Linked DNA regions of Homo sapiens: regions 1, 3, 4 and 5 are each linked to region 2. Evidence: chromatin contacts called from ENCODE Hi-C or POLR2A ChIA-PET data. All regions are on one chromosome and are shown on one strand. The core of a region is the stretch at or near the end of the contact, and the rest is flanking DNA. Distances in the headings are between cores, read along the strand shown. Region 1 holds the start of DSTYK (dual serine/threonine and tyrosine protein kinase). Region 2 holds the start of SNRPE (small nuclear ribonucleoprotein polypeptide E). Region 3 has its middle 35 kb from the start of NUAK2. Region 4 holds the start of PPP1R12B (protein phosphatase 1 regulatory subunit 12B). Region 5 holds the start of PCAT6 (prostate cancer associated transcript 6).

Evidence for each region. Hi-C counts contacts between places; a loop is a spot of excess contacts on that map. ChIA-PET counts read pairs that join two places held with the same protein, here RNA polymerase II (POLR2A). Pooled maps may share reads with other maps.
Region 1: a map of CD8-positive, alpha-beta T cell shows a loop between it and region 2 (20-fold over the local background). The contact joins the promoter of DSTYK here to the promoter of SNRPE in region 2. A Hi-C loop is called at or near these places in 3 of 168 maps with a recorded cell type or tissue (CD4-positive, alpha-beta T cell, CD8-positive, alpha-beta T cell and naive thymus-derived CD4-positive, alpha-beta T cell), 1 of 37 single-sample maps with no recorded cell type and 7 of 50 pooled maps. POLR2A ChIA-PET finds 5 or more read pairs at or near these places in 1 of 52 experiments (B cell).
Region 3: a pooled map shows a loop between it and region 2 (8-fold over the local background). The contact joins the enhancer-like site here to the promoter of SNRPE in region 2. A Hi-C loop is called at or near these places in 4 of 50 pooled maps. POLR2A ChIA-PET finds 5 or more read pairs at or near these places in 2 of 52 experiments (GM10248 and activated CD4-positive, alpha-beta T cell).
Region 4: a map of CD8-positive, alpha-beta T cell shows a loop between it and region 2 (22-fold over the local background). The contact joins the promoter of PPP1R12B here to the promoter of SNRPE in region 2. A Hi-C loop is called at or near these places in 2 of 168 maps with a recorded cell type or tissue (CD4-positive, alpha-beta memory T cell and CD8-positive, alpha-beta T cell) and 11 of 50 pooled maps.
Region 5: a loop to region 2 is called in a map of CD4-positive, alpha-beta T cell, with 4 times the contacts of the local background. The contact joins the promoter of PCAT6 here to the promoter of SNRPE in region 2. A Hi-C loop is called at or near these places in 1 of 168 maps with a recorded cell type or tissue (CD4-positive, alpha-beta T cell) and 6 of 50 pooled maps. POLR2A ChIA-PET finds 5 or more read pairs at or near these places in 1 of 52 experiments (B cell).

The regions. Positions count from the first base shown.
Region 1 is chr1:205,210,164-205,213,169 of GRCh38, forward strand. DSTYK (dual serine/threonine and tyrosine protein kinase) reads right to left here and starts at 1,539. Exons shown (of 13, transcript NM_015375.3): 1 at 1,108-1,539. The coding sequence starts at 1,372. RefSeq lists silencers at 869-918, 1,339-1,468.
Region 2 is chr1:203,859,805-203,862,871 of GRCh38, forward strand. It overlaps SNRPE (small nuclear ribonucleoprotein polypeptide E), which reads left to right and starts at 1,795. Exons shown (of 5, transcript NM_003094.4): 1 at 1,795-1,909; 2 at 2,392-2,418. The coding sequence starts at 1,856. RefSeq lists enhancers at 1,577-1,871, 1,680-1,939, 2,325-2,900.
Region 3 is chr1:205,285,155-205,288,308 of GRCh38, forward strand. No RefSeq gene overlaps it. Among named protein-coding and RNA genes, the nearest start is that of NUAK2, 35 kb to the right of the region's middle. Within about 2 kb of position 1,582, at least 12 of the 41 ENCODE cell types and tissues checked have a DNase peak (open chromatin) inside an H3K27ac peak, as active enhancers do.
Region 4 is chr1:202,347,101-202,350,391 of GRCh38, forward strand. PPP1R12B (protein phosphatase 1 regulatory subunit 12B) reads left to right here and starts at 1,599. Exons shown (of 24, transcript NM_002481.4): 1 at 1,599-2,042. The coding sequence starts at 1,752. RefSeq lists enhancers at 1,346-1,886, 1,558-1,867.
Region 5 is chr1:202,809,693-202,812,958 of GRCh38, forward strand. PCAT6 (prostate cancer associated transcript 6) reads left to right here and starts at 1,262. Exons shown (of 2, transcript NR_046325.2): 1 at 1,262-1,678; 2 at 1,883-2,220. LOC124904583 reads right to left here. Exons shown (of 3, transcript XM_047439549.1): 3 at 546-1,867. The coding sequence ends at 1,343. RefSeq lists a silencer at 1,129-1,358.

The DNA.
Region 1 (3,006 bases), core at 289-2,788, 1.4 Mb after region 2:
AAGTGCTGGGATTACAGACGTGAGCCACCGCGCCCGGCCTCTTCAGGGTCTTTTCATGTTAAATTAGATTCTTAGGACCCACTTCACACACCTATTCAATAGGAATTTATGAGCTAGAGCACGAGACATGGCATTTTTAATACGCCCCTGGGGTGAGTTTAATACACACTTTAGTTTGAGAATCACTAAATTAAACCCACAGACTTCTTTGCTGTTTTGTCCCCAAGATATCTATCTACGTGGAATGTCAGTCCCTTCTCCCTTCCAATCTAAAGTTATTTCCTAATTAGACGCAGTAGTTAACAAATCCTCCAGTTCCCCACCAACAGCAGTTTAAAAGGAAGCAAGACGTTAGGAAAGATTAAAGACTGCACGATTTTAAGTGTTTGGGGGCCTCTGGCACATCCTAGAAAGAATCATGCAAGAAAGAACAAGAGTAGCTAGTTCTCCATTGGCTCAGGACCAAAATGATCCCTTCCCTCTCTTCTTCACCTTAAGCATGAGCAACATCTCTGGCAATTCCGTGGCACCCATCAGATATGATTTCCTCTGGCGACCCCCAACCCTATTTAGAGAATGTCCCCTCTTCACAGAGCTGCCTCATGATTGGTGTGAACACATTTCACATACATCATCAAACCCACACACCCGACTACAGTCCCATGGCCTCCTCGGACTCCCGGGACTCGCTGCCGCCTCTGCTCCATCTCTAAACTGGGGCTCTGACCCACAACGGCGCACGCGCCCGCCCCCAACTCAGAGCAACTTTCCCCACTCCTCGGATTAACTGCTACCCTCTCCGAACGCCGGCCCGCCCCAGGTCCGTCAGCGCACACCCCGGTCCCCGGGGTCCCGCTCCGGGAACTCCGGCCCTCGGTTGCCCCTGGCTCCCGGTCCCCCAGCGGGCCCCTTCCTCCCCTCCTCAGAAGGATGCCCTCCCAAGGTATCCCAGATCCGGCCGGCCCATGCCCGGGGACCCGGCCACACGACACGACTGCCCCTTTCCGCCTGCCCGAGAAGACTCGGGCTTGTTTTGCAGGGCAGGGGTGCGGTCCGTCCTCCGATTTGCCTCTCCTGCCCTCTCTCCCTCCGGGCTGCCCTCCTTACCCGCCTGCAGCCCGGTTTCGGCGACATCGCCTGCAGGGCCGCGCTCGGCCCCGCCGCCGCCCGTGAGGGAGGAGAGACAAGTGTGGTTGTGGGAGCACTTGATGTCGCGGAAGAACTTCTGGGTCTCGCGCAGGTTCTGTCGCAGCCGTCCCAGGTAGCGGCGGTAGCGGCCGAAGCCCCGGCACAGCTCGCGGATCATTCCGCCGCCGCCGGGGCCGGGACCCGAGACGGGCTCGCTGCCCCATGGCACCCCGTCGCCCTCCATCGCCTCTGCCCGCTCTGTCTTTGCGGCTCGGTCCCCGGCCGCAGGCCCGGCCTCCCTCCTCCCCGCCCCCCAGTGCCGAAGGGAGGAGGAATCCGCCTCCTGACGCCCCCGCCTGCAGTCAGCCTGGCTCCCAACCTCCGTCACTGCCGTTGCAAACAAACCAAACCGCAGTGCGCCGCTATCGGAACCTTTCTCTCCACTATCCAGAAGCGTGAGGGAAGGATCGCTGGAGGACACCCTCGCCGCGGGGTCTCCTGGGACTTGCAGTCCGGGCTGGGACCAAACGCCAAAACCTCAAGGCTGGAGAAGGGGAGGCTGTGGATGGGACTGATCCCTTTTGGAGAAAACCCTCACTCGTTCTTGTGTTTTCGCGCTCTCTTCATTTTAAAAAGTGTTCCTAATCCCTCTATGAGCGTCCCTGAGGAGAGGGAGGAGCTGCAGGACCTGAGTGCCAGCAGAAGTGGGGGGGCCTTACCGAAATCGTAGCGAAAGATGTTAATAGTAGAGAAAAGGAAGGAAACAAGACTGAAGACAGTCATCTCCATGGCTACCCTAAGTGGCTCTCTAGTGTTTCGGATACAGTAGATACTGGGGAATCGGCTAAAAGTACCCTGGAAATCGGCTGAAAGTACCCTGGAAATAGGGAAATCTCTTATATTTGCATTGCGTTCCCCTTTTCCAACTTTCCTTCTCCAGACTTGGAAAGGAAGGGTGTGAAAGGATCAACAAGAGCTGTAAGCTGAACTTCAGTGGGTTCCTGAAGTAGGGAGACCGGACTGGGTAAGGGGAAGTTGAGGTTTGTAGCCTTCCAAACTATTTCTGATTATCTTAACTTGGTTTCTGCTAATATGGAGGACTTTCATTGACACACACAGTCACAGACTCCTGGACACAATTACAAAGGGGGCAAAACTTGACGTCACCTCTTTTGTGCTTCCTGAATTATCTCTCCCCTCTTCACCAGGCACAGAGCCCATCTGTATCTTTCTTGCTATAGAAAGACACCGTCTTTTACCTAGGCCAGACTTCTTCTCTGATAGGCTACATGATGTAGTTCCTTGACTGAAATTAAGAGGAGATTTGAGTTTGGATCTGGACTCTTCCTATACCTTGCATTGTGATCTCGGGCAAGACCCCGTTTCATCTTCTATAAAGTAAGGGTTTAGAATGGCAGATCTTTAAGCCCTTTTGGTTTTAAATTTTTGTGAGTCCTGCTTCAGAAATTTTACTTCTCCTGACCTCTCATCGCAGAACACCCAGGTGTTCTTAGCCAAATGATGTCGTGATATTTGGATTAATTGTTGTAAGATGTGAAGGCCTTACCTTTCCAGGGGCATTAGCATTTTATAAAAAGGGGTCACTAATTCAAATGAATCTGTATTTGATAAATGTCTGTGAGGGCTGACTGCAAGGAGGGAGCCTCATGCTCCTTCCCATTTACCCACTCCCCCTTCTGCCTTTTACTTGGTCACGTATTTTCCATCAGCCATTCTTCTTTTGCAAGATTATATTCCCCATGCAATCCCCAAAGGTTCAGTAAAATAGAAATGAAAATTAAAAATGGGAATTTTAATACAAAGTAGATACTATTTTTAAAATAGAAGAGCTGTAAGAAAGCAATGTGTAATGATTTG
Region 2 (3,067 bases), core at 545-3,044:
GATCTGCCTGCCTCAGCCTCCCAAAGTGCTGGGATTTACAGGCATGAGCCACTGTGCCCAGCCCTGGCTGAAATTTTTTAAAGGAAATAGTTATCCCATGCATTTGCCAGCTTTGTGTAGTTTATTTATTTATTTATTCTTATTTATTTTTTTGAGACGGAGTCTCGCTCCGTCACCAAGGCTGGAGTGCAGTGGCATGATCTCGGCTCACTGCAACCTCTGCCTCCTGGGTTCAAGTGATTCTCCTGTCTCAGTCTCCCAAGTAGCTGGGATTACAGGCATGTGCTACCATGCATGGCTAATTTTTGTATTTTTAGTAGAGACAAGGTTTCACCATGTTGCCCAGGCTGGTCTCGAACTCCTGACCTCAGTTGATCCACCTGCCTCGGCCTCCCAAAATGCTGGGATTACAGGCGTGAGCCTGGCCGCTTTGTGTAGTTTAAAAATCACTTTCAACTCAACCCCTTTCTGAAGTCGTTATTACTATTATCCCCATTAAACAGAAGCCCTCAGAAAAGCTAATTTTGATTCTGCCATTTGCCCTAATCCGTGTTCCCTTAGGCAAGTCCTTTCAAAAGTCTAAACTTCAGTTTCCTCCTCTATAACATGTGTATGCCAATTAAGTGAAATCTCTGCCAGGCCACAAGCCATGACACAATGGAAAGGTAGGTGGACTTTGGGGTCAGGCACACCTACAAATTCCAGCTGCTCCACTTAGTAGCTGTGTTATCCAGGGAAGGACATGTTCTGACACTGGCTGACGCCTAACTGTGTGCACACATAGACAATTATTTCATTGAATCTTTAAGCCCCTGAGTAAAGTTAATCTTTACTATAATCTCCGTTTTGGAAACTAAGCCAAGACATGGCGAGGCTGAGTAATTTATCCTTGGTCACCAACTCTAAAAGAGCTGGATTTGCGCCCAGCATGTGGATTTCAGCGTCTTCCTGGTAAATCGCCACCCTCAGTTGCCACCTGAACAGTAACTCTCCACGAAATGGATGAGAATTGAATCCGTAACTGGAGGGAACCAGGCGTCTGGCTTTGGAATGCAGACCGCCTCTGGCCGACTGCCAGAGGTGGGAGGCCTGAAGTTTGGGCTCCTTGCCGCCCTACCCTTTCCACCACAACGCTGCTATCAAGCCTAAACTCCAGCAAAATAGGCTTTAGGAAAGGCACGAAATTAACTCATTTTACACATAGAGATACACACTGGGACGATTTTGGCTTTTCAAGCTAACTCAGAAAATGGAGATACAGGCCGGGCGCGGTGGCTTACGCCTGTAATCCCAGCACTTTGGGAGGCCGAGGCGGGCGGATCATGAGGTCAGGAGATCGAGACCATCCTGGCCAACATGGTGAAACCCCGTCTCTACTAAAAACACAAAAAATTAGTCGGACGTGGTGGCAGGCGCCTGTAGTCCCAGCTACTCGGGAGGCTGAGGCAGGAGAATCGCTTGAACCCTGGAGGCTGAGGTTGCAGTGAGCTGAAATCGCGCCACTGCACTCCAGCCTGGGCGACAGAGCGAGACTTCGCCTCAAAAAAAAAAAAAGAAAAGAAATTGGAGACAGGACGGCACTCCTCCTACCACGGCCACTATACAACCGAAGGCACCTCCTCCCGCCTCCCTCCAGGTGGCGCTGTAGGACCGGCCCACCTTCCACAGCGCAGACGCCTCAGTTTGGCCTCCCTCGGAGGCCATGCAGCGAAGAAACGTGACTTCATGGCTAGAGGGGCATTTCCCAGGAGCCGCCCATGCCGCCGCGTGACCTTCACACTTCCGCTTCCGGTTCTTTATTCCGGAAGTTGCTCTCAGAGGCAGCGTGCGGGTGTGCTCTTTGTGAAATTCCACCATGGCGTACCGTGGCCAGGGTCAGAAAGTGCAGAAGGTTATGGTGCAGCCCATCGTATCCTACGCAGGATGTCAGGACTAGGAGGTTCGGGTCAGAATACGGGGTGCGAAGGCGCAGGCTGAGGGCAGGCCTGGGATAGTGGAGTACGGATCCACATCCCATGAGCCCCCGGGGCTACCAAGACTGGAAGAAAGCGCGGGTAGTTGAACCGTGATGGTGGGGAGGTGGTCTTGGGGGGACCCCTGCCGTGGGGAATGCAGGAATGGACGCGGCAAAAGGAGGGAAGAGAACTTCAGGTGCGGAGTGAAAACGGGAGTTAACGGTTTTGGGAAACTCCAGGGGGATGAAAGTGGAATGGATGTTCTTTAGTCTTTAGAAGACCCGTAACGAATGCCCAGCTGGGCACTTGTTGTTTGCGTAAGCACCAGACCTCGCGTTTAGTAAACAAAGGTGAGACGGGAATAGCGTCGTCCGGTTGTTTCAGGAAGCAGAGTCTATGCTGCTTTTGTATTTTTTCCTTAGCCACTGTGGTGCAGAACCTCATCTTCAGATACTTACAAAATGTACGTAAGTTGCTTGTTTCGTAACTACTTTTTAAATAAGAGGTGAACTGATTTAGTTTTTTGTGTTAACCTGAGCGATCGCTGTGTTCTAGAATTTAAAAATAGATGTAACTGGAGATTGGAGGGTAATTGAGGGGAAGGAGTACTTAGAAAGCACTAATGTGATGAAGTGGTGTGTATCCATGCCACTTCCCAACATGCAAAGAATTGTATCCATTACTTTGCAAGATCAAAAATACTTTTTAATTCCAAAAAGTATTATTAGCAGACTTGACCATGGTATTTGGGCATCAGTAGTTTTGTTAGTAGTGATTATGGCTAGAACATTGGAACCTCTCCCCTTTAGGATGAAACATTGGAAGAAAAACCCAGCCAACTTAAACCATGTCAAGAGGTGGTGTGTTTAATACCTGTGGGAAAACTTAAAGACGAAAAAAGGAAGAGAGAAGGGGTAGCTTCAGAGGAGTTTAGTGGCAGCTGCTTTCCTTTGAGGGAAATTTTAGCAACTTAAATTTTATAGTGTGATAACACAACTGAAAAACATTAATTTCAGGTGATAATAATTCTTAACCACCTGAATTGAGGGCTCCTGTCCTAGTTGTTAGGTGTGTGACATGAGAAGGCTTTGTTTTGGAACTGGATTTTGCTG
Region 3 (3,154 bases), core at 332-2,831, 1.4 Mb after region 2:
ATCACCCAGTCTCCCCAAACCCTAGGGAAGTGGTCATTGTCATTTATTTGTTCCTTTCTTAGATAGAGCTTGGATCCTGTCTGCAATTTATTCCTTCCTGCAAAACCAAGTATGTGAGGCAGAGGAAAGTCCTATTCCATTCCAGGAGGGACAGGGCTCCCTGTTGGAAAGTATTTCCTTTTGCTAAGTTTCTATCTGCCTCCCGGGTAGACTCCACTAGGCAGTATTTCAAGAAGTTAACGCACTTCCAATCCCCATCTAACCTATATTCTTTGCCGCAAGCCAAATACCCTTAGTTCTTTCAGTCATTTCTCCTAAGACATGGATTTAAGACCTTTTGACAGCTTGGCCTGTATCCTCTGGAAACATTTCCATTTACCCAAGTTCTTCTTAAAACATTATGTCTTTGTCCAGGTGCAGTGGCTCACGCCTGTAATCTCAAAGTGGAGGCTGAGGGAGGAGCATCAGTTGGGTCCAGGAGTTTGAGATCAGCCTGGGCAAGATGACAAGACCCCATCTCTAGTTAAAAAAAAAAAAAAAAATTACTGATTCTCACCAAAAAAAAAAAAAAAGCCAGGCGTGAAGACATGGGCCACCTACTTGGGAGGCTGAGGTGGGAAGATCGCTTGAGCCTGGGAGATCAAGGCTCTTGAGCCTGGGAGATCAAGGCTGCAGTGAGCTGTGATCACGCCACTGTACTCTAGCCTACGCGACAGAGTGAGACTCCATCTCTAAAAAAACGAAACTAACCAACCAAAAAAAAAAAAAAACCACAAAAAGCATGTTGTTTTGAACAGAGCGCAGTGCTCCAGCTAAGGTCAGGCCAGCACAGAGGGTGCTAATGAAATTCACCTCGCAGGCTCTGGCACTGTGGTTCTCATGAGCTCTGTTAGCTTGCCGGTATTTTCAGACCCACATAGGCATGTCCTTGTTGAGCAGGTCACTTCGGTTCATGAATACGGCCACCAAGGATTTGAGGCCCCTCTGCCTGCCCCCCATGGAGGGAGCCCTAGGGCTCAGATGGTGGCTCTTAACAGACCTCAATGGTCTGATGAAAACTCTGCATCCTCTTCCAAGAAAAACGCATCTACTCAAAAATTCTCTATATGACACCAGGACTCCCTGCAGACCATCCTCAGACCCCAGGTTAGGAATTTCCATCTGGAAGCTGATACTCAAAAATAAATTCTGAGGCAGCCTCCCTATTCAAACTGTGGGGCTCAGGGCAAATTCAAAGTAATAAAGTAATAACCTCTCACACGAGTGCTGTGCTCGACAACTCACAATACACGTTCACGTACATTGCTGGGATAGACCCTAGGGTCTGGATTATAATCGAATAAAGGAGGTCAAGGCCCAGAGAGGTCCAGTGACTTGCTCAAGGTCACACAGCCAATCTGGGCAAAGTCACTCCAGACTCTCTTACCTTCATGGGGCCTCACAGAAGCCCAACACAATTTGCCCACCAGTGGGGAAGATGCAATGGAGAACAGGTTGCATTTGGCCCCTGGGGAAACTGGTCCTGGCTGTGTTCAGCCGGCTCCTGCCGCTGCTCCACAGAGGCACACCCAGCTTGGCCTCTGTGGTGAGCTGTGGTGAGCTGTGGTGAGCTGTGGTTTGAGCAGCCTCCCTCCTAACGAAGGCAGAGAGAAGGCCAGGTTGTCAGGCTGTGTCTTGTGAGAAGGAGGGAACCAGAGGAGGGGCAACGGCAGAAACCAGACCTGAAGCCTGAACCCCAGGAACCCAGGGGACAAAGACTCCCTGGCCACCACTTGTCCCAAGACTGCAGACACCTCACTGGCCAGGAGCATACAAGCAGGAGTATACAATGTGGCCGGGGGTGCATAGGAGTCAGGATACAGAGCCATGTTCTGTGTGTATGATGTTCACATACAGGAGCCAGACTTGACCATGGGAGACCAGTTTTTAAGTTTCCAAGGAATTCTTGCTCCCTAAACATGTACTTGACCCAGAAAACTCTTCAGCCTTCAAGGCCCAACTCCCTCCACGAAGAATCTGTCCAGTGTCTGATGACTAAAGGCCCTGGATTCAGATCCAGCTTAGGCACCGCCTGGTCATTATCTGACTTCTCTACAGACTGTGCCTCTAGTAGGCTGGAGCCCTGGACTCAACTCAATATTTCACCCCTGCCCCTAGCAATAGGGGGTCAATGGACATTTGTTCAATAAGCTCTAGACACCAGAAAGGGTGAACTGTCTCTTGGCTTCAGTTGTTCTGTGACTTCAGGCTAAATCCAAAACCTCTGCGGTCAAAGAAGGCCATTGCCACCCCTCCCCACCCTGTTCCCTCTTAGGTGGAAGGCAATTGTGGCCCTTAGAAACCCTCTGAAGAAGCATCTAACAGCTTTTCTCAGGCCGAAATGGGAGAGGGTGAAGGTTTAGGAAAGAAAACGGTCATTCTTATGTCTTTCCCCAAACCAGATGATTTCCCTTTGTTCCAAACAGTTGGCAAAGACGTCTGGGCAGAGAAAGGGTCCTGACTTGATGCACTGCTCTGCAGGCAGCTGGGTGACTCCGGCCTCTGTTGGTTTGCAGCCTGGGCCAGGGCTGGGGAGTTGCTGAGGGGTGGGCTCAGGCTCACAGTAGGTAGGCTGCTGCTTGGGCTTTCAACTATTACCTCTGATCACAATGAATTCATGAATTTATATTAGTTTGATGCATATCTCTTCCACTGGACTTCCAACCTCTGGAGCGCAGGAACCACACTGTATTTAATTCTGGAGCCTCAGGGCCTGGCACAATGTCAAGCACACAGTAAGTGCTCAGTAAGTGCTAGAGACAAAAACGCACTGCAGCCTCCCTGCCAGCCTGATTTCTGGAGCATCCCTGACTCTCTTAATGGAAAGAGCTTCTCAGAGCTTCCCAAGCTGACTAGAGGAGGGACTGTCATGGTCATGGGCCCTGCTTCCCTCTTATAGTTCTCTTAGCTGGAAGGCAGGATCCTTCTCCTCTGAGCTGCTTCTGAGGCCACTTATTTGTTTATTTCCAAACCCAAAAATGCTTCTTAGGTTTTGCTGCCACCTGACTTGAAGCTCTGACCACCCCAGTGCTACTTCTGCTCTGCCCCATCCAGACATCAAGCGAGATTCATTCCCCCAGCCTCAGACAAACCACACCCCTATCACAACCGTAAC
Region 4 (3,291 bases), core at 349-2,848, 1.5 Mb before region 2:
TTAAATCAATCGGACTGGCCGGATGCGGTGGCTCATGCCTGTAATACCAACACTTTGGGAGACTGAGGTGGGTGGAACACTTGAGCCCAGGAGCTCAAGACTAGCCTGAGCAACATGGCAAAACCCTGTCTCTACAAAAAATACAAAAGTTAGCCAGGCATAGTGACACAGGCCTGTAGTCCCAGCTACTTGGGGGGCTGAGGTGGGAGGATCGCTTCAGCCTGGGAGGTTGAGGCTACAGTGATCCACGACCATGCCACTGCCCTCCAGCCTGGGTGACAGAGCGAGACCCTGTCTCAAACAAAACAAAACAAAACAAAACAATCGGACAGATACATGTTTTATAACCCAGTCTTGGTGAATATAAAAATGTTCTATTTGCTACCTTAGGAATTTAGTATGATTTAGTATGCTTGATAGTATCTTTCTCTAGCTTTGAAAAAAAAAATCATGGGACAGGTACAGTGGCTCAGGGCTGTAATACCAACACTTTGGGAGGCTGAGGCAGGAGGATCGCTTGTGTCTAAGAGTTCCAGACCAGCCTGGGCAACATGGTGAGACCTTGTCTCTACAAAAAAATAAAAAAATAGTGGGTGTGGTGGTGGGCACCTGTAGTCCTAGCTACTGGGGAGACTGAGGTGGGAGGATCGCTTGAGCCCAGGAGGTTGAGTCTGCAGTGAGCCGTGATTGCGCCATTGCACTCAGCCTGGGTGACAGAGTGAGACTCTGTCTCAAAAGAAAAGAAATAAAAATCATGGAAGACATCTATTCTGTCTTGTAAAAATTTAAGGTATATGAAAAGAGTAGAGGAGGAGGAGGAGGGAGAAGGAAGAGAAATTATTTATTGGGATCCAATATGTGCCAAAGATAGTATTAGGCATCCTTGCATGTATTATTTCATTTGATCCACATGACTACCCTGTGAGATGTTATTCCCATTTTACACATAAGAAAACTGGCTAAGAGAAGTCAAGTAATTTGTCTGCGGCTGTGAATTCAATTTAAATTCACAGCTTAAACTCTTTTCACTACATCTGAATGCATCATTTTCAAGATCTTTTCTGGGCCTGGAGTAAGTTGACAGTATTTATGTAAAACATGTAATACTGTATCTGTATGTATGCTCCTCTTCCCCACGCTCATTCACATTTACCGTGATTAATACACATGTTAATAAAACCCTAGACTTAGAACTAGGATATAGAATCCAGTCGTTTAGGTACTTAATGTTTAGTTCTCTCCTCCAGAAAACAGGAATAATTACCGCCTTTTTTCCACTCCAAAGAATTGATGTGATAATTAGGGAGATAAGATTAGTTACTAGTCATAACAAGAATAAACTACAACTCCCAAAATGCCCAGAGGAAGAGGCTGACGCCAGTCCAGGAGACAGTTCCAGCTTTAGGGCAAAGGTGACCCCACTGGGTCCCGTGGCGAAAGAGAGAGCCGCCGGTCCTCGCCTTTTTTCTGATGCATCCAGGGATTTGTAGTTCCCTTACGGCCACCAAGTGCACTTAGGGCAGGCCTCTTACTACGAGTCCCGTGATGACCCGAGGCCGGGCAGCGCCTGCGTATTGAAGCCGAGGGAGCGTGCGGGCGGTACTACTGGCGGGAGGAGTAAAGATGGCGGCGCGAGGGTCTCCGCCCTCTGCTCCGGGCTGAAGCGCTCTGAGAGAGGCGGCAGCGGCAACTCGAGCCCCAACAGTAATTTAGTGTTGGTAGTTTTGGCAGCAGCTGCCGAGGCCGGAGCAATGGCGGAACTGGAGCACCTAGGAGGGAAGCGGGCAGAGTCGGCGCGAATGCGGCGGGCAGAGCAGCTTCGGCGCTGGCGGGGCTCGCTGACAGAGCAGGAGCCTGCGGAGCGACGAGGCGCGGGGCGGCAGCCGCTGACCAGGCGCGGGAGCCCCAGGGTCCGCTTCGAGGACGGTGCTGTCTTTCTGGCCGCCTGCTCTAGCGGGGACACCGACGAGGTGAGAAAGCTTCTGGCAAGAGGTGCTGATATCAACACGGTCAACGTGGACGGCTTGACAGCCCTGCACCAGGTAACTCCTTTCTTGGTCTTAGAGGCGTCCAGTCTCCTACAGATGAGCCTTTGACCCTGCGAGCCACCCCATGGGGAGTATCAGTGTTGCCGCCGACTCCTTCTGCATGGACACTGCCCTTTTGGGCTAATCGGTTTCATTCTTGGCCAGCTTCCTCCACTAATCAAGTCTTTTTCTGACCCCAGGGTCTTAGGAATAGCGTCACCCCGCTGCTTGGTCAGTGTTTGTATTTCCCTCCACCTACTTGTGTTGTCATGGTTACTGGTGATTTTTGTCCCTGGTCTTATCCCTGTAGATTAGTTATCTTCACTTATGTCTGGTTGGCGTGCCTGCACACCGCGTCACTCATAGGCACAGTGTCATTTGTTTGATGCCCTTTCAGAAAATTCAGTTGTTGTGTGTCCCCGTTATAGAATATCTTATATCACTTAAAGAGTAAAGCCCTTTACTGGGTAAAGACAAGCAGGTCTGAAACCACACCTCTTGTTTTGTTGATTTGTAGTACTTCAAAACAGTTTGTGTTGCCTCTAGGCTACAGCTCCTAGAACACGCTGGACCTCGTTGTTTTAGGTATCTTAACTTCCTTCTCAGCAGTGCTACCTCCCTGAGAGCTTCCTATGGAGAACTAAGTTACTGAATTACCTCTGTTTGATACTTATGGAATAGCTTTTCTATTTTTCTATTTTTTTTTCTAAAGTGCTCTATAGAAATCCCATGCCCCATGTATAGCTATACTATATGGATTGTGGATAATCTGTGCTTGGTAACGACACCTTTACTTCTGTCACCTAATGCAGCAATATTCTCTGTCTACTGACTGCCATGACTAACTACCCCTCTCTCCTCAAATGGAACTTCATCAGTTATTTTGGTGAGCTGAGAGCCGGACACCCACTCTTAATCTTTTGTATTTTTCTTCTTCTGCCGTCTGTGCAAAGTGAATGTATTGGCATGAGAATCTACTTCTAAATAATAACTCAACTTTATATCAGACCACTTCCCTAAATATATTTAGCCAATAGCTTAAAAAGTTACTTCTCACTATGTTTGCAACCCTTCTATTTCAGGTAGAAGAAACTCTTTCACCCTATTTTGTACCCATTTTTTTTTCCTGCTGATAATATTTCCCCACCTGAGGTAGTAACCAATATTTGTAGAGTGCTTTGCTGTTTGATTTCATATGTCTTACCCCATGTGAGTTTCAGCAGTGATCCTTTGAAGTAGGTGTGGCAGGTAGTGTTGTTATTCT
Region 5 (3,266 bases), core at 12-2,511, 1.1 Mb before region 2:
TAAGAGATACGAACACTTTTGAGGCGCCTTTTTTCTTTTGGCGGGAGACGGGGGACGGGGGTGGGGGGGTAGTGTCCAGCAGCCTCAGAAAAAAGGAGGAAGCTCAAAAAGTAGAACGTCAACATTGAAATGACCTCTTTCATCCAGAAAGCTGCCAAACGTATGCAAGGAATGTTTGTCAAGATCTTAGTTCGCTTTCAGATTCACCTAGTGGAAGGAAATCTCTTATGCTTAAGAAGTCTTCAATTAAAAGGGGGGATGGGCGTGGGGGGAGAAGAAAACCGCCTTCCCTTCAACAAATTTTTCCCAGAGGTACCGGGCCCAGGAAAGAGTTCACAGTGGTCCTGGGAGAACGTATTCCTTTTCTTAGCTCTCCAGGGCTTTGGGACCTGGAGTCTTTTCCTGCTCCCTACTGCAATGGAGAGTCAAGCCCAGGGGACAGCTAATACACTATTAAAAGAATTATCAGTGCAAGATAGATATGCGATGTGGCAAGTTATAATAGAATCTAGGTAGTGGGTATAGAGGAATTTGATGCAAATTTCTTTTAACTTTACTGAATATTTAATAATACTAAATAAAAGTTGGGTAGAAGAATTATCGTCGATGGCTCTTTGGTGCGCATTCTGGGCCTCCGAGGGTCTTGATGAAGCTCATGTAGTGTCATGTGCTCTCTCGGGAGAGCGTTGACTATTTTCACTCCTAACGTTGGCATCCTACGAGCCAGGTAGGCATAACTTTGAGACAAATTCTAGACTTACATGAGTTATGATTATTATTTAACTGAGATGGACAGGAAGAACAAGCCTAAGAAAATCTTTCCCAATTCTCAGCTGCGTCCTACGATTCCCTCTCGCTCCCAACTCTCAAGGTCTCCCAGTCCGGCTTCCTCCATTTCCGGTAGTGACCCTAAGTGATGAGATTCTATCGCTCCCAGATCAGGCCGCAGCTGTTTGGCTCCCAGCAGACCCGGTGTGACGTTAAGGGACGGGGCGGTTGCCGGCGTCTTGAGGGGAACCTAGGGACCGAGAGGACTCTCCGGGAAGGCAGCCGCTCCCCCGCCCACAACAGACGCTCCCCTTGCCCTTTATGATGTTTACATGGGCGGAGGGATCCCTCCCAGCTGACAGCCACACCGCGCCGGCCCTTCTTTTTTTAAAGAGCCTAGCCACGGGCGCTGACTGGCCGGCAGCCGGGCGCGTCATCCTCCGGGGGCGGGGCCCGGGCCGCATTGTCTCGTCTAGGGCCGGCTGGACGCCCCAGAGGCCGGACCTGGGCAACCCCAGCCTGGAGGTGCCGGGGCCGGAGCTCCCAGAGGGCTGGGTGCGAGGCCTAGGCGGGGTCAGGTTCGGGTTCCTAGGCCATAGCGGAGCTGCAGCCCAGGCGGCCGGAGCGGAACCCAGCCCCGCTCCGAGTGCCACGTCTCCAGGAACCCCCTCCTTACTCTTGGACAACACTCCGCCCCCGCCCGGGCCTCCGTCCCCCAAACCGCCCTCATTTGTGCAGCGCCAGATCCTTCGGACACATCCCTAGGTGTCTCCATCCTCATTCGGTCCATCCAACTCCCAGACCTCACGTCAACCGGCTGCACCCCACTTTCCAGCCTGCGCCCCAGATCTGCAGCCTTCGCCCCTAGATACACCCGCCTGGTGATGAGGCGCTCCTCGCGTTCCTTCCGGTAACCGCGTTGCGAAGACCACGCTGCCGGGTTGCAAACTTGGGGGGACTTCCTCCCTCCCCTCCCCCTGGGCGCCGTGCAACTGCCCTGGGACCGGGTTCTGGGATGAGGGGGGCAGACCGGGCTCCCCAGCGGCCGGCGCAGCACGTAGCGCACGTGTAGGGTCCGCTCCCCACCCCCTCGCCGCCTCTGACAACTTTTCAGGGCTCCAGGTGTCCGTGAGCCTCCCTTCCGCCCTGGCCTCCGGTCTCTGCCTTGCTCGTGCTTCTACCACCACCCTTCCCCTCCCAACCCGGTGGATCCTCTCGTCTCCCCCAGTCTCCAGTGCACCGGCTTTCCCTCGTCCTCTGCGCAGTCCATCTCAGCTCATCTCTCCAATTCAATGCCATCATCTCTCCTCACCATCTCTCGGTGCCCTGGAATGTTTGCTGTCAGATGTCCCCTGTGAAACCCACAAACGCTTGCGATTTGGCCTCCTTGTTTTATTTTGTGTAGTCCTACAACGTCTTGTTACTACCCCCTATTACAACACTTATAACTCAGTATTTGTCTTTTTTCCGCGGTGTCCCTGCACTCTCCCCATACATATTCCTCTCCTGCCAGATTGTAAGCCTCTAGAGGGAAGAAGTAATGTCTCTCTCCTTGGCACCAGGCACGTGGCACACGCTCCACAAATATTTGTTGAAAGGGAGGGTAAATGGCCTTGAGTTTCTGTGGCTACCATTGGCTGAGGATGGAGCTTTGGGCTGGACAAAGAAGAATCTGGTTGACCACATGAAGCAGGAAGGAGGCTCAGAACGGTGTTGAGGGAGCCTCCACAATGGGTGGGCACCACAGGTGAGATAAACCCATCCTCCCCCATTCCCTGCCCTGCTTAATTCCCGGGAACCAGCAACCCCTCCTATGCTATCGTCTACTGCTGAGCTGGTCCCTTATGGTGGACTTCTGTGCTCACTGTTCTGCTTTAGCCCCAGCTGTCGGGGCTGCCCTTGGGGAACAGCTTACACCTTGACCAGGCGCTCATTTCTGGGTTTCTGTTCTTGGGAAGCTGGGTCTGGGTCCTGGGAGCCACCTGGTAACTAATAAATACCTCTTCCTCCTCCCATCTGCTCTTCCTCTCCTGTCCTGGAATCCCTCTCTGATGACTCAGCCCAACTGAGATCCAGGGTAACTGCACCCTCAGTCCTGGGCTTTGGTTTACCTGGGTGTGGGGCTCAAAGGGCTAGACCCTTGTGGGGGTCAGGCGCTGACAAGTGGAACATTCCCACGGTGCTGCCAGCCCTGCCCACGGGGATTGGGAGGGGCAAAGTTAGCCACACCAGGGCTTCAGGGCGTGTTTCTTCCCATTCCAGTTGGGCAACTTGAGAAGCCCTGGACTCCCAAGGAGCAATCCTGTGAGCTGCTTAGAGAAGCTGTGAGGATTAGAGGGAAACTCATGTTCCCTGTTCATCCCGCAGTGGCACCACCAGCACCCCTAATTTGGGTCTCTGGGCTGAGGGGCCCCTGGCAGCATGCTCAATGGCCTTGGATAGCTGGAATGTTTGGAATTGCCTGCATCTTGGATGAAAGTCTTAACAATAGAATGAAA